Regions from separate parts of the Homo sapiens genome. Here region 2 is linked to region 1. Evidence: chromatin contacts called from ENCODE Hi-C or POLR2A ChIA-PET data. All regions are on one chromosome and are shown on one strand. Each heading gives the region's core, a stretch centred on a gene start or an enhancer-like site at or near the end of the contact. The rest is flanking DNA. Distances are from core to core; before and after follow the strand shown.

What was found. Hi-C counts contacts between places; a loop is a spot of excess contacts on that map. ChIA-PET counts read pairs that join two places held with the same protein, here RNA polymerase II (POLR2A). Pooled maps may share reads with other maps.
Region 2: a map of GM12878 shows a loop between it and region 1 (10-fold over the local background). The contact joins two enhancer-like sites. A Hi-C loop is called at or near these places in 2 of 168 maps with a recorded cell type or tissue (GM12878 and gastrocnemius medialis), 3 of 37 single-sample maps with no recorded cell type and 11 of 50 pooled maps. POLR2A ChIA-PET finds 5 or more read pairs at or near these places in 3 of 52 experiments (K562, Panc1 and activated T-cell).

Annotation. Positions count from the first base shown.
Region 1 is chr21:43,920,308-43,923,557 of GRCh38, reverse strand. The region is part of intron 2 of AGPAT3 (1-acylglycerol-3-phosphate O-acyltransferase 3); the gene reads right to left. Among named protein-coding and RNA genes, the nearest start is that of AGPAT3, 57 kb to the right of the region's middle. RefSeq lists enhancers at 351-1,248, 1,125-1,374, 1,716-2,010, 2,149-3,046, 3,047-3,250. Within about 2 kb of position 1,902, at least 2 of the 41 ENCODE cell types and tissues checked have a DNase peak (open chromatin) inside an H3K27ac peak, as active enhancers do.
Region 2 is chr21:43,955,029-43,958,540 of GRCh38, reverse strand. All of the region lies in intron 2 of AGPAT3 (1-acylglycerol-3-phosphate O-acyltransferase 3), which reads right to left. Among named protein-coding and RNA genes, the nearest start is that of TRAPPC10, 56 kb to the left of the region's middle. RefSeq lists an enhancer at 1,879-2,379. Within about 2 kb of position 1,723, at least 3 of the 41 ENCODE cell types and tissues checked have a DNase peak (open chromatin) inside an H3K27ac peak, as active enhancers do.

The DNA of each region.
Region 1 (3,250 bases), core at 653-3,152:
TGACAGTGGGGCAGTCTTGTGGGACTGGGCCCTGGCCCTGGGGGATCTGACGCGTCAGAACTCAATGGAATTGGAGGGCGCCTGGGTGGGTGCCCTGGAGCACTGCTTGTGGGGAAACATCCACGCATCTCACGGCAGAAGTGTTCTGTGTTGAGTATGAGAGTGCAGTAGGGAGAAAATCTTTCTTTCCTTTTCACAGGGGACAAACTAACGAGTATTAAACTATAGATCCTGACATCAGCGCAGGCTGCTTCCCGAGGCGTTGCCCGGTCCCCGAGTGCATGAATCTGGAGGTACATGGAGTGCCCCCCAGACAGCGACTCCCCCCACCCCCTACTTCATGCCAGTGTCCCTTCCTGCAGCACAAGGAGCCCTGGGCACTGGTGGTGTGCTGGTGAGCACAGGTCCCCGAGGCTGCGAGCCTCATGGCACGCCTGGCTGGATTCCATCCCCTCTAGGAAAGAACCCAGTGCTCTCTGGGTTTGTTCTCCTTGTGCCAGCACAGACACCTGCAGCTGGTTTTCTTTGGGAAGCACACCCTTCACAAAGTCTAAAAACCCCGTGTGAGCATGGGGAGAAAGAAACAGGGACTCCTGACACAGAACAGACGCTCGCACCCCAGAGCCCGCCCCGCTGGGGACAGGCGCCCCATGCCCAGACCCCAGGCTGGCTCTGCCACCACCACTGGGCAGCCAGTCACATCACACAGCGAAAAAATGCAGCCAATCCTCATGGCAGCCCCTATGCTGACGGAGTGACCTGCCTGGCACGTGGCTCCTGAGCCACAGCCCCTGTGCTGGGAGACCCTACACTGACGGAGTGCCCTGCCTGGCACATGGCTCCTGAGCCACAGCCCCTGAGCTGGGAGACCCCATGGAAGCCCAGAGCACACTGTTGTTTCCCACAGAGCAGGTAGCTCCAGCCCAGACTTCAGCCTTTGGTCACAGGTCACAGACTGTGCCGGGGGGGACCCAGGCCCAGAGTCTCTGTGCCCCCTGCCATGCAGGCCTCTCTTCCAGGGACACAGGGACACTCTCCTCCACGTGCTGCCTGCCTTGAGGGTGGGGTTAAGGAGGGTCCCAGGGAGACTCTCCTCCACTCGCTGCCTGCCTTGAGGGTGGGGTTAAGGAGGGTCACAAGCCAGCAGCCTCCTTCGAGGACTGAAGCAGGTCCCTGCCTGGCTCGGCCCAGCGTCCTGGGGGCTGCACTCCTTCGCACGCACGCTTCCCCCCACGCTTCCTGTTTGCTGATGTGTTCACCATCCTCGCCTCGCCACCCCCACAAGAACAGGAGCCTCCTCCGTCACATCCACTCCTCGTCCCCAGGCTGAGAAAGGCCCTGATAAATGCATCACACACGTGCTCTGTGCGACTCCCCCACAAGCCTGGGCCTCCACATGCACCAAGGCCCCCGGGTGACTCATCCCCGTCCCCAGGTGACTTCCAAAAAAGGAAACCTTTTCCATTATAAAAAATCTCCCCCAAATAAGGAAGCCCACATTCTCACAACAATCTATCAAGTATTTGCTAAACCTTCACAAAAATGGCATCGAGAGACAGAGAAATCAGGAAAAGAATGTCCCAACACTCACACTGATGGTGACCCCCGGGGAGCTGTGAAATGTCCTCTCCACACTCACCCCACACCTTGGTGGGGGAGACAGGCCCGCCGTCCCCAGACACCCAGCTTGGGGTGGGAGGCTGTCAGGAGGTTAGTATCGTGTTAAAAAAGTAATTAACGCTTTATCCCTGGGGGAAAAAAAAAAGAGCTCAGAGAATCAACAGTGTGGAGCTAATTACTGATTAACAAAAGAACCACCACCAACCCCGGCTTTTGATTGCGGACCCAGCGAAGTGACTTCAAAGGCACCACAAAACTAACAAGCGCTCCAGGGCTGCTCATCACCTGGTGCAGCCCAGAGTCTCACCCGCAGGAAACAAACTCTTCTTTCCTTCTGTCCCCACATTCAACACTCAACACAGAATGCTCTGCTCACCAAAACGGGTGGGGATTTCGGCATCAGAAAATCCCATGGCGCCAGGGCTCGCCCTGGAGACTGCCCCACTTGTGACCTGTGCTCCTGACCACCGGGTCAGGATGCTGATCCTAGCTTGTGACCTGTGCTCCTGACCACCCGGCTAAGCTGGGGTTCCCACGGTGCCCTCCTTGAGTTTGATCATTTGCTAGGACGGCTCACAGAACTCTGGGAACACCGTCTACTGGTTTATTATAAAGGGTGTTATGAAGGATCCGGATGGACAGCTGGGCGGAGAGGAGCACAGGGCGAGGCCTGGGGTGTCCAGGGCACAGGAGTGTCCAGTGCTTCTGACTGACCAGCTACAGGGTGGCTTTCCAATGACTCCCCCTCAGGTTCAATTAATTTGCCAGAGCAGCTCACAGAACTCAGGGAGACACATTTACTGTTTTGTCTTGTTTTGTTTTTTTGAGGCAGAGTCTTGCTCTGTTGCCCAGGCTGGAATGCAGTGGCCCGATCTCGGCTCACTGCAAGCTCCGCCTCCAGGGTTCACGCCATTCTCCTGCCTCAGCCTGCTGAGTAGCTGGAACTACAGGTGCCCGCCACCACGCCCGGCTAAGTTTTTGTATTTTTAGTAGATATGGGGTTTCACCGTGGTCTTGATCTCCTGACCTCGTGATCTGCCCGCCTCAGCCTCCCAAAGTGCTGGGATTACAGGCGTGAGCCACCGCGCCTGGCCTCATTTACTGGTTTTTATAAAGGATGTTACAAAAGATACAGATGAAGAGATGCACAGGGTGAGGTATGGGGCAGGGAGCTCGGAGCTGCTGTACCCTCCCCAGGGCTCCACCCTCCGGGAACCTCCCCGTGCTTAGCAGCCTGCAAGCCCCCAAACGCTGTCCTTGAGGGAGTCTGTGGAGGCTTCATTACACAGGCACGATCGAGCAGAACACCGGCCACTGGTGATCCACTCCACCTCTGCGGGCTCCCTCCCCTCCCCAGAGGTCCACGGGTGGAGTCCCAACCTCTAATTACATGGTCAGTTGCCCTGGCAACCAGTCCCCCAGGAGGCTGTCCTGGAGCCCCAGCCACAGTCACCTCATTAGCAAAAAAAAAGACACTCAGCACTAAAGGTTGTAGGAGCTGTGTGCCCAGAGCCAGGGCCAGAGACCAAAGTATGTTTCTGATTACATCACACTATCACACTCACCAAGCATCACCTGCCCAGCTGCGCTGTCTCCTCTCAGCCGAGTCACACTCACACACACATTCAAC
Region 2 (3,512 bases), core at 474-2,973, 35 kb before region 1:
CACCTACACCACACACCAAAAACGACACACACGCTCACACATATGGTGCATACCACACTGCAAGCACCATACCACAAACCACACACACTGTAGCACAAACCACACACACCACAGTGCAAAACACATACACCACATCCCACACGCACTGCTGCACACAGCCCCATACTCTACACCACACACACACAATTGTACCACACACCACACACTGCAACACATCCCCCCACCCCATGCACACTCATATGCACCACAGTCTCACACACACAACAAGCACTATACACATAAACATGCCACACTCACACACACACACTCTCCCATGCAAACCAGAAAGAAAAAACGAAAAGACTAGAAGAAATACACCCAAATATTGATAGTGATTAACTTGTGGTGAAGGCATCATAATTTTTATTTGATTTAGTATCTCATTTAAAAGATCCAAACTGCACAATCAATCTCTGCAAACAGAGCCAGGAGGCCTCACAAACCCCTCAGTGTGGGAATCAATGCTTTTCACTCCCACACTCGTGTGCGTATTTGAAGCGTGAAAGATTTCTGTTCTGGTTTCCTGCACAAAAGGAGCGACTCCCCAGGGGCTCCACCGGCTCCCCCTTTCCTTCTACGCACGTCTCACAGTTTCAGCAGGGAAGCCGGTGGCCCCCCTCCACTCTTGGCAGCACTCCTACTGAGCGGCCCTACAACCCCCGTGTGGAGGGGGAAACCCGAGACCCCAGTGTGGAGGGGAAAACCCGAGACCCCCATGTGCAGGGGGAAACCCGAGACCCCCGTGTGGAGGGGAAACCCCGTGTGGAGGGGGAAACCAGAGACCCCCGTGTGGAGGGGGAAACCCGAGACCCCCCTGTGGAGGGGGAAACCCGAGACCCCCGTGTGGAGGGGGAAACCCGAGATCCCTGTGTGCAGGGGGAAACCCGAGACCCCCGCGTGGAGGGGGAAACCCCGTGTGGAGGGGGAAACCCGAGACCCCCGTGTGGAGGGGGAAACCCGAGACCCCCGTGTGGAGGGGAAACCCGAGACCCCCCGTGTGGAGGGGAAACCCGAGACCCCCCGTGTGGAGGGGAAACCCTGGCAGTCAGGCTGGCGGTGCTGCCAACCCCTGACTTGGTCCTCTGGAAGGGCACTGAGTGCACTCCCATGGGGCAAAGGGGTGGGCTCTGGAGTGGCACCAGCTGGCCTTCCACATTCCCAGGGCGGCCCCTGTTCCACACCGCCAGCTGCCCCCACTGTGGCCATTCTTGCACCCAGAGCAAGGCTCTCCATGGGCGCCCACCCCACCCGCCCATGAAACCCCCTGTCCCGACTCCACAGAGCGCCCTCCATACAGGCCCCCACCCTCTGCCTCTCAGGGATTTGCAGGCGCTGCCTTGAATGGCACTCGGGGGCCACAGATGCCAGTGTCACTCCCACCACCCTTGGACGTTCTCAACCTATGGGGCATTAAAAGTCACCTCTCCCAGACACTGGGCCCTTGGCTCCCCAGAAACCGTGGGGACAAGAGCTCTGGTCATGGTTTAGGAATGGGCCTGAAACACTTTCGCTCCTCCCCTCGAAAGGTGGAGGGGTCTTCTTCCCTTTCTGACTATGGCCTGGACTTGGTCATTGCATCTGATGAACAGCCTTGCAGAAATGTGCTACGTGATTGCCAAGGCTAGGTCACAAAAAGGACAGTTTCTGCCTGGCTCTGCTCCCAGGATGGCCACATCACAAGGATGTGTGAGCGGCAGGTCCTTCCTGCGCGGAAGGGGCTGACCTCCTACTCCTGAGGGGGCCACCTGGGAGGCAGGCCCTCTGGCCCTGGTCAAACCTTCAGATGAGCCCAGCCCTGGCCTCAGCTCACCTGCAACCCCACAGCACCCAGCTAAGTCGCTCCTGAATTGCTGACTCCACACACTGTGGGGTTAAGGAGTTGTACTGTTTGATGCCCCCACACTGTGGGCTGATTCATTAAAGCAGCAACAGGAAATTAATACCCTAGACAGAAAGGACAGAAAAGACAAGGGGGCAACAAAAACACTTTTTATGGGCTTAACTTGTTCCACGGTCTGTGTTGAACACCTCTCACGCATTCCAGACTCTCAGATGACCCCAGCAGGATGCCATCACTGCCCCAGTTGACAGGTGAGCAAACAGAAGCACAGAGAGGCTTCGTGCATCATATGGGGCCACACAGGGAGTCAGCAGTAGAGCCAGTGCCAGTCCAGATAGCGAGGCTCAGAAGTCAGTGCTCGCCCAGACACACTGCAGCCCCCCCAGGGTGGGCAGGGGCCCCTTAGAGCAGAGCCTCAGACACGCTGGGCAGACCAGGCTTGCTGTTTCAGAACGCCTTTCTTGAGCTAGAGACGATATATTCGACCAGATCCTGAGTTGTACAGGGTGGGGGCCGCCCTGCAGCCCATCACCTGGCCCCCACCTGGCACACAGCAGAGCCCCAGGAGACCAGGTGGTCCTCACCCAGGGGCACACATCACTCCACACTGGCCCAGAAGAACCAGGGTCCCAAGAAGCCTGCTTGAGGGCCAGCACATCAGCTGTGATGCTCCGAGAAGCAGATGCCCGGGCTCCACAGCAGACCTGCTGATTCCGTTGCTACGGCGCAAAGTACAGGAATCTGATTTTTTTTTTTTTTTTTGAGACAGATTATCTCACTGTTGCCCAGGTTAGAGTGCTGTGGTGCCATCTTGGCTCACTGCAGCTTCCTGGGTTCAAGCAATTCTCATGCCTCAGCCTCCCGAGTAGCTGGGACCACAGGTATGCACCACCATGTCCAGCAAATTTTTGTATGTTTAGTAGAGATGGGGTTTCGCCATGTTGGCCAGGCTGGCCTCGATCTCCTGACCTCAGGTAATCCGCCCAACTCGACCTCCCAAAGCGCTGGGATTACAGGTGTGAGCCACCGCACCCAGTCATGACGTTTATTTTTAAAAATCAGATTCTCAGCCGGGCGCGGTGGCTCACACCTGTAATCTGAGCACTTTGGGAGGCCGAGGCAGGAAAATAGCTTGAACCTGGGAGGAGGAGGCTGCAGTGAGCTGAGATCGCACCACTGCACTCCAGCCTGGGTGACAAGAGTGAAACTCCATCTCAAAAAAGAAAAGAACTTCATCCAGGAATAAATAACACACGATTAAGATGGGTTTGCCGAGTGTCCGTGCATAGCGTTATGGGTGTTGACAAGCTAAGCCGCCTGTGACCCCACCACACTGCAACAGGGAACATTTCCATCCAAGTCCTTCCCCACCCAGCCTGACAATGCAGGTCAGCTTTCCAGCTCTATAGGTTAATTTACCTTTTCTAGAGGTTCACAAACACAGAATCCCATGGCATCTGGCCCAGCCGGTCCAGCGCGGTGCTTCTGAGACGGCCCCGGGACAGCACCCAGGGCGCATCCGTGGCTGCTGAGTGACCCCCACGGCATGGACGTGCCACGGTGATACGCTCCCTGCCGACAGGCAGCTGGCACCCAGCCTTTGGGGGCCACAGATAGAGCCGTGATGCACATT